Regions from separate parts of the Homo sapiens genome. Here region 2 is linked to region 1. A link is a contact called in ENCODE Hi-C or POLR2A ChIA-PET data. All regions are on one chromosome and are shown on one strand. Each heading gives the region's core, a stretch centred on a gene start or an enhancer-like site at or near the end of the contact. The rest is flanking DNA. Distances are from core to core; before and after follow the strand shown. Region 1 overlaps ARHGAP26 (Rho GTPase activating protein 26). Region 2 holds the start of ARHGAP26 (Rho GTPase activating protein 26).

The links. A loop is a pair of places that touch in the nucleus more often than their neighbours do. ChIA-PET counts read pairs that join two places held with the same protein, here RNA polymerase II (POLR2A). Pooled maps may share reads with other maps.
Region 2: a pooled map shows a loop between it and region 1 (4-fold over the local background). The contact joins the promoter of ARHGAP26 here to the enhancer-like site in region 1. A Hi-C loop is called at or near these places in 2 of 50 pooled maps. POLR2A ChIA-PET finds 5 or more read pairs at or near these places in 2 of 52 experiments (CD4-positive, alpha-beta T cell and K562).

What each region holds. Positions count from the first base shown.
Region 1 is chr5:143,226,202-143,230,817 of GRCh38, reverse strand. ARHGAP26 (Rho GTPase activating protein 26) reads right to left here. Exons shown (of 23, transcript NM_001135608.3): 23 at 1,811-4,616. Among named protein-coding and RNA genes, the nearest start is that of ARHGAP26-IT1, 36 kb to the right of the region's middle. RefSeq lists an enhancer at 1,190-1,249. Within about 2 kb of position 1,722, at least 9 of the 41 ENCODE cell types and tissues checked have a DNase peak (open chromatin) inside an H3K27ac peak, as active enhancers do; they include CD4-positive, alpha-beta T cell, where a contact is called at or near this core.
Region 2 is chr5:142,767,490-142,771,762 of GRCh38, reverse strand. It overlaps ARHGAP26 (Rho GTPase activating protein 26), which reads right to left and starts at 1,386. Exons shown (of 23, transcript NM_001135608.3): 1 at 848-1,386. The coding sequence starts at 1,001. RefSeq lists an enhancer at 1-747 and silencers at 1,043-1,162, 1,173-1,582.

The sequences.
Region 1 (4,616 bases), core at 473-2,972:
CCATGGACTCACGTTTTTACTAATTTGCTGGTTGGCCTGGGGAAGGCATCAAAGCTACCTGGCTTTCAGCTAATAGGAAGTTGCAGCAGGCTTCATGGAGCCAATGACGTAAGAGACGTGACAGATTTACAGTGCGACAGGAGTTGCTAAGTGCTGTGGGATACAGAGGGTCTCCGTGTTGATCATTTCAACTTAAAACCTTCTGGCTTTGGTCCTCACTGTCTGATGTTGACTGGGTACCGCAGGGTGGCTTTCTGAAGGATGCATCCCGGCATGGGCATGCCCCTTCCCTGCGGATGGTTATGCAAAGCTCCTCCATGTGACAAACCTCACCCACCCCGAGCAGTTACCATGGAGGTTAGAGCCTCCCTTGGCTGCTGTGCAGGCTGCAGTCAGCCAACACTGACTAACCCCGCATAGTTAATTAGTGGCAGCTTAGCTTGGTGCTATTAAAAGCAGGGCAAGCCAATGACACTGACACATTCAGGTAGGAGAGAAGTGTGGTATCTGAGTGGAGGTTGGGAAAGAACTGAGAAAATAAGAAATTAGAGCCATGACTTAATTCTCATGAGCAAGCGTGTTTGGGGTCTGAGAAAATCTCTCATCACACTCACTCTCTAACATTTACCTAATTTCAACTGTCAATCAAATCCACTTCTAACCCAGGTGCTCTTAGGACTAATCATGCAGTCAGAACTGAGTGAAAAACACCAAGCAAAACCACAGGACGTGACAGTTTGCGCTCTGCTCTGAGTGGCTGTTAAAAGCAAAACAAAATTAAAACCTTCTGCTAGGAAGGCATGAAAGTTGAAGTGATTGGGAAATCTATTGGAAAGGCCAAGGACAAAGATAAAATACACACCACGTATTTCATTCTCTCCATGAAGGATCAGACATAGATGTACACCATACTCAGAAAGCCTCGCCTAGTTACAGGATGACCCACACATGTGGGACGCTTTGGGTGCTGGGGGAGTTTTCCAGAGGAGGCTGTCAACTCAGTGAGGGCAGCAGCTGCTGCCAGCCTGTGCTGTTCACAGGGGTAAACGAGTGCCCGAAGTGGCAAATGAGGACAAGCAGACAGCTCACATGTGACCCACGCATTTAAATAGCCCCCCTCCCCTTAGAACCAGGACCAAGGGAGCTTCACATCCCTTCCTCCCCTCCCAGGGCAAGCATCTGAAGCCAGAAGCCTCATCCTCAGTCCCCAGAGCGCTGGCTTCCCCATGCCGCCTCCACTGAGCCCATCAGGGAGTCCTCTGTGCTTGTGGCAGAAGCTGGGAGCTCACTGGAAGCCTGGGTCCCAGGCTGCCACTCAGAATGTATCTGGAAGGGACATGATGAATGCGAAGACTCAGTGATCTGGCTTGGCCTGGGACAGCATGCAACAAGCTCTAAACAACAGACTTACAAACCAGCTGTGCTGGGGGCATTGCCTGTGTTCTGGCTCTGATGATTCCATCCTTGTGTTCATGAGGTTTCAGAAAATAGGTGATTAGAAAGTCAAATTTAGGAAGAATAAAACAATATGTATTCTAAGAGAAGAACGTTAGAAATGTGAAGTGGACTATGACTCTTCGGGCTCAATTGTTTAATATGCCTGAGGAGCAAATTCTCAAGTTTCCTAGCATCTGACCTCTTCCTAAATGGAAAGCAAAGCTTCTCAGAGCTCATCAGAAATAAGCACGGTGGTTGTCACCAAAAACCGCAGGAGCCGAGACTTGTGACCTTTGATCATCATGTATATATGCTTATTTGAAGACATATTAAAGCATGTATTGAGTCAAACTCTATCAGAAACTCAAGAAAATACCACCAAATGGAAAAGTCATTTAATTCAAAAATCATACGTCCACTCATTTCATAGGGATTGTCACATAAACCAACCACATGTAAGAAAGCCAAGTTTCAGAGGCCTCTGAACAGAAATTTTGTTTTCTTTATAGATATATTTGGTGACACAAAAGCATTTTTTAAAAGCCTGAACATGGCAACAGGGCTACTAACAGGGACAAAGGTCTATTCTAGTCACAGATTACTTTCTAATTACAGCATTGGATTCTATGCACGAGTCAATAGTCAATACTGAAGTTTAGAACAGTGCGTTATTTTAAAAGAAAACATTAAAGTGCCATTTAATAAGTACTTTATTGATATTATATCACACAGCACTTTACAGTATACTCAAAGATAGCCTAAATTATGAATTAAACATGCAAATATTTTCTTTTCCAAAATGTGGACAAAATGTCTTTTAGAGTGCTTTTGAACACTAGCCTTAGCTACTAAGCATTCATGGGTTTGATCTTTCTTGCGACATGACTTTAAGTAAGTTAACAAAAAATGTAGCTGTAGACAGTAATTGTTTGATAAATATGAACAGTTTTAAAATGGCACTGAATTTACATCTTTAATCATTTTAATAGGCCATCCACAGCCTCTCTTGTGTCTCTAATTCTCAACCTCCGAGTCTTAAAGGCTGTAAAGGCTCAGAAAGTGCCAGCTCATGTGGGTCTCTGTAAGTGTCTATGTCTTCATAGATGTAAATATGTGCTGTATACACACACATACACACACACATAAATATACTTTAGAATCAACAGATGTGCATTGTCAGATACAAGGTTGATTCTGGCATCTGGATAACCAAGAAAGCTGCTTTTAGGTGTCTGGACAACTTTGTAGAAATGGTTGACGTAGAACAGTATAGAATGTCTTAACCTCTCCAGGACTGCTCCAGGTAACTGACATTTTGTTTATCAATACTCTGGTTCTGACTAAAGTGAATTTTGACATGGACATGTCATGTCATGTCATACCCACACAAGGGTCTAGGTCTATGCTAAGCCTTTGCTCTCTAAAGCATTCCACCTTGAGAGACGTTTTCACTCTGTAATGTCTGGCACAACTTTTGTAAAAATATTAGCTGTGAAATTTTTCTGTGATCGCTTTTTTTTTTCTCCTCAGTAAGCATAATATTTATCCTTCTAAAAAAGTATCCAAAGCTCCTTAGGATGGTTCACCTTTCTCTTTCTCTCTAGTCCTGGTGTTACTTTGCATCCAACACTTTTTCCTCTCAATAATACAGGTGCTTCCACTGGAAGACCACATTTCAGCAAGGACTGGCTCTGAATGACACCTGGATTCTATGGCCTTTCCCTCCACTTTGGGAAGCTCTTTAGTTAGACAGGTACTGTAGGCGGCAGGAGAAAAAAAGCTAATTATTACTTGTTGGAGTCTTGTCTCAGGCATGCTGTGGGGCTGTGCAAGATTCGCTGCTCTGCTGCTGTTGTCATTTTGATGCTACAATTACAGAGAGGCGGTTCAGCACCCAGCCGATCGGTGTGGCTGCCAAACACATTTGAGCATGACAAGATAAATTTGTTAGACACCAGCACAGGGTGGGTGAGAAGACATCCTGCTGACTTTATAAAGTGATGTGGGGCAGGGTTGTCGAGGTAAGTGATGATTGTCAAGTTTGCCAGAGATGATAGATAACTCCTTTGGCAGAACACCTAGGTCATTCCTTTTAAAGTCAGGTAGCTAAGAGGCTGTTTGGTTTCTGCAGCGCTGGCTACCTACTTGGGGAACATGGTTGCTCACAAAACATTCAGTACTTGGGCAAACTCTGGGTGCCATGGTGGCCACTGCTGTCTCCGGGAGTGCCATGTCCACAAAACTCAGTCATCCAGACTTGCTTTTGGGAGCAGAAGCCAGAGGATGACAGGTGCCAACAGACAGGCAGGGATCAGGTTATCTTTGGCTTCTTCTTTCTGTCTTTCTCCCCCTCAACTGTGAATGCTTTTGGAGCCTCTGCAGTCAAGACAGAGCTTTTACTGAGACAGCAGTTGCCATTTTCAGCTGATAGAAACTCAGGGGATAGAAGGCCTTCCCTTTGAGCCGCAGGTATGGCACACACAACTCTGCAGCTCTGGGCAAGTGCCTTGGGATGCCCTTGTCACTAGTATGGCTCTGTCCTGCTAATGCCAGTCTGTCAATACTTGATTGTTCATTCTTTCTCTTTGCCTCTCACCGAAAAGCACTCGGTGAGAGGAAATGAACTGATATTCAAAAAGACAGTGTGGTCTGACATAAGAAAACACATATTGGCCGTATAAATACTTCAGACATTAAGCTAAAGACTGGCTCCAATTCTAGGACACCAAGGCAGGCCACAATGCACAGGGTCCATCCCTATATATGTTTATTTTGAAAAACAGGAGAAAAGATCTTCTGTCTTGAGCAAGTCAGGGTTTTACTTGCCTGGGGGCAGGGATTTGAAACCAGCTGTCTTCTCCTGGCATGGCATTCTTTTTTTTTTTTTTTTTTTTTCCTTTGAGACGGAGTCTGGCTCTGTCACCCAGGCTGGAGTGCAGGGGCGTGATCTTGGCTCACTGCAATCTCTGCCTCCTGGGTTCATGCCATTCTCCTGCCTCAGCCTCCAGAGTAGCTGGGACTACAGGCGCCCGCCACCACACCCGGCTAATTTTTTGTATTTTTAGTAGAGACGGGGTTTCACCGTCGTAGCCAGGATGGTCTCAATCTCCTGACCTCGTGATCCGCCCGCCTCGGCCTCCCAAAGTGCTGGGATTATAGGCGTGAGCCACTGCACCCGG
Region 2 (4,273 bases), core at 137-2,636, 460 kb after region 1:
ACAAAAGGTCCAAGAATCTTTGAAATACGTTTGAACTTCTTTCTGAGAATTATGGATATTCCTTCTCAGACCTTTACAAGGATAACGGAAGAGGTAAAAAGGAGAGCTTGGGAGCAGGAGAGGGAGAGAGTTGGGATATGTACATTCTATTTTTAAACCCTCGCCCACAGTTTAGAGTAAAGGAACACTCTGATTCTCTACTCCCACCCCTATCACCTTCTGCTAAACACAAGAATCAGAACCTGCGCACGTACTGATTCCAGATTTAGAGATTACTGGCTGCCAATACTCCAAGGAATCGCAAGCTAACCAAGCATTCCACCCAGGGAACCCGGCGGCCTGACTAGGCTGGAGCTGCGTACAGGGAGCGAAGCAGTCACAACCCACCTTTTCCCAAGGGGAGGCAGCGCCCCCTCGGCAGGGCACGCTCCATTCTCACGGTTGGGCACTCAAGGCTGAGCAACTCTGCCCCTAAGGGAGCTGGAGCTGTGGACACGATGGGATCTGCCCGCTGGCTGCGGCGCGCTCGGCACTCTGGCCCCACTGCTGGGACACCTGCGTGCCGCGCACGCCCACGCCCACCCGCGCTGCCCCAGAGCACCACCCGCGCTGGGTCACCTCCCGACCATCCCTGAACGCAAAAGGCGGAGCGACGGGTCTCTCTCTTCATCTGATGGTTGCTGGTTCGCCCGCTTTACGTATCCTTCCTGCCTCGGAGGCGTCGACACCCGTCCCCCAGTGTACCGGGAGCAGAAACCCGGCAGACGCGCGGGCAACCCGGGCTAAGCGCCACCTCCCAGTTCCTCCCGCCCCGGAGCCGCGTCCCCGAGGGGCTCGGGACACTCACTCTTGAGCGCGCTTATGAGTGACTTCCCGTCCTTGATGAGCTCCTTGATGAATTTGTTGGTCTTGTCCAGCTCTGCTTCGTGCGACTTGAGCGTCTCTCGGAAGTGCGGACTATCGAGGCAGCAGTCGCTGAACTCGAGCGCTGGGAGCCCCATGGTGCGCGCGGCGCCCAGCCGGGGGGCGCGCCTCCGCCGGGGCCCGGGCCGCCCGCCGCCCAGAGCACTCACGCGGCGGGACCCCGGCCGGCTCCCCCGACGGCCGCCGGCTCCACAGGTGTGGCGCTGGCTCACTCCGCGCGCGGTGTCCGCCGGCGCGCAAGACTCCCGAACCGAGCTCGGACCCGGCCGAGGTGCTGCTGTTCCGGGCGCGGGCAACGGAGCGGATCGCGAGCAGGAAACGCAGCGCGGACCCGCAGCGGCGCCGGGAAGCGAGCGAGCGGGCGAGCGAGTGCAGACGCCGCCTCCCCGCCTCCTTCGCTAGCTAGCTCTCGGCAGCCTCGAGCGCCCTCTCACAGCAGCCTCGGCCGCCCCGCCGGTGTCTGGGCCGCTCGAACCTGCTAGCGATGACTTAATCCCCGCCGGGCCAATCAGCGCACCCTCCCCTGCCCGACCCTCAGGCCGCCCGAGGACGCCCGGCCCTTCCGCGGTCTTGATCCAATCAAAGGGGCCTGGAGGCAGGGTCTGCGGCTGGGGGCGTGGCCCTCGCCAACGCCTAGGTCCGCAGCGCAAACTCCGCCTCCTCTTGCCCTCCCAGCGTTGCAGACCCCGAAACCTAGGGGTGAGCGTTGCTGTGCACCCGCCCCCGCTACCTTGCCCGCCTGCTCCAGCCCGAATCCGAGCCACGCATGGCGAGTCTGCTGGTCCTGGGGGCCGAAGAGCCTCGATGTGCCAAGCATGAAAAACCTGGGGACTAGGGCTGCAGTTCACCACCGCCTGCCCTGCACTGCGGGGCAACCGATTTTACACTCAAAATACAGCCCCCTGCTCCGGGAGAATCCCGAGCGACCAAACGCTCCTCTTCCAGTCAGGCAGAAAAATGTTATTTGCATCTTAAAATTACCAGCTCTTGCCTGCAGTCTTCCCGCCCCCTACGGTCCGTCCCCCTCACGGCCACTCCTGCTCAGAACCCGCCCACGGTTCCCCTCAGCCGAAGGAGCTCACATCATTACTAGAATTTCAGCCGCCTGTTATTTTCCTGCTCTGCATCTAGCACAATTTTACATAATAAGATGACAGTCTACTGCCTGTCATCCTTCGCTACACGGTAAGCCCCACGAGGGCAAGTGCCCCTGCAATTTTCTTGTCCGCTGTTGCATCCTGGCACCTAGCACAGTGGCTGGCATTTAATAACAGATATTGAGCACTTACTATGTGCTGTGTGTGCTACGGTGATTGATAAATGTAGAATAAATGAATGGATCCTTTCCCAGAGCCATCTCCACCTCCCACGCCCAGTGCGTTGCCCTGTAGTCCCTCTGTTCGACCGCAGGACTCAATTCTGGCATCTCACTCGTTGCACTTGTCAGGCTGGGTCCCACAGGGTGTCTAGTGCTGAATTGTTAACTCCTGGAGGATAGGGACTGTCCTTGAATAAATTATCTCTATGTCTAGGAACCAGCAGCCCTCCTTCAGCTACGTGGGGGCTTCATGTTTGTTTGGGTTGGTTTGTTTTTTAAATAGGTCTGCTATGTGCAGGCACTAGCCTAGATGGTAAGAATACAAAGATGAATAACAGAATGAATTTAGCTGCTGGTGGTATTAGGTGAGATGGAAGCAAACAAGCGATAACCATGCCTTGTGATAGGATAGAAGGCCTGGGTGCTTGGGAACATGGATTTTTCACTCAGGAGGGGTCAGAGGTGTCCCATCTATATTAAGAAAGCAATTAATGTATTAAATTCATAAATGGAGCATGGTGGCTCACACCTGTAATCCATAACTTTTGGAGGCCAGGTGAGAGGATTGCTTGGGGTCAAGAGTTCAAGACCATCTTGGGCAACACAGCGAGACCCCCCCCATCTCTACAAAAAATTGTAAAATAAATAAGTAAATGTATAAATAAGTGAATGTGATCTCTTTGATAGGTGTATCTACAAATTTAGACTTGATAGCAGGTCCAGACAGCTATCTGATAGATAATTACAACCCAAAAACAATTGTTCTTCACTTGCCAAAGATGAGAAAGATCTAGAATGGAAACCCTATGAAAGTAAATCTGTTTAATGCTTTATCTTGAGCACCTAAAGGTAGGTGTTCTGGTTATCTATTAATACAGAATAAATGATACCAAAAGTTAATGGTTTAAGACAACAGCAATCATTTTATTTTCTCTCACAATCTCTGTGGGTTAGAAATTTAGGGAAGCCAAAGGCTTGAGGTCTCTCATGTGATTGCAGTTGGATGGTGACAGGAGCTGGAGGAGTGGATGGTTAGCTGGGCATCCCACTTTTCAGGTAGACTCAGGGCTTCTCCATATGGCCTTTCTCTGTGGCCCAGTTTAGGCTTCCTCCCAGTATGGCAGCCTTAAGGCTCCAGTGTGAACATATACAGCTCACAAGGAGAAAGGTGCATCACCTTTTATGACCTAGCCTTGTGAGGTGAGAGGCCTGCAGGACTTGTTTTCCAATCACAACCCCACTGATCAAACCAGGATTCATTCCAAACGGGATTCAGTGAAGCAGCCAGCAGAAACCAGCAGGCAAGGAAAAAAGACACTTTTAGTTGCCCTCACTGCTCATTAGCATAGAGACACTCCCACCATTGCCATGACAGTTTACAAATGCCATTGCAACAGGCCATGGCAATGGCCTGGAAGTTACCTTATATGGTTCTGGAAACTCCCTGCCTCCTTTCCAGAAAGTTCTAAATAACCCACCTCTTAATTAGCATATAATTAAAGGTAGGTATAGGTACAGCTGCCAACAGCCCTGTACACTGCCCATCCTGAGCACACTCCCTATGGGATAGCCCTGTTCCACAAGGAGCAGCACTGATTCAATGAAAGTTGCTTTCTCTTACCACTGGCTTGCCCTTGAATTCTTTTCTGGGCAAAGCCAAGAAGCCTCCTGGGCTAAGCTGCAATTTTGGGCCTTGCCTGCCCTGAATCACTTGGAAGCCACATACTTCTACCACCTTCATTGGCTACAAGCAACTCATAAGCCCACCCAGCTTCAAAGGAAGGAGATTAGACTGTACCTCTTGATGGGGGAATGACAAGAATGGGAGATATTATAGTAGCTATTTCTGAAAAACATAATCTGCCACAGTGGGCCCAGCATAAATGGTAACATTCAATACATGCTAAATGAATGAAATAAAATGTGATCCACAATTATTTGTTTTATCCCATTGAGGAATAGTAGGCAAATGTGTGTAAAATAATATATATGTATTAATAATAACAACAATAATATATCAGCTATCATTTG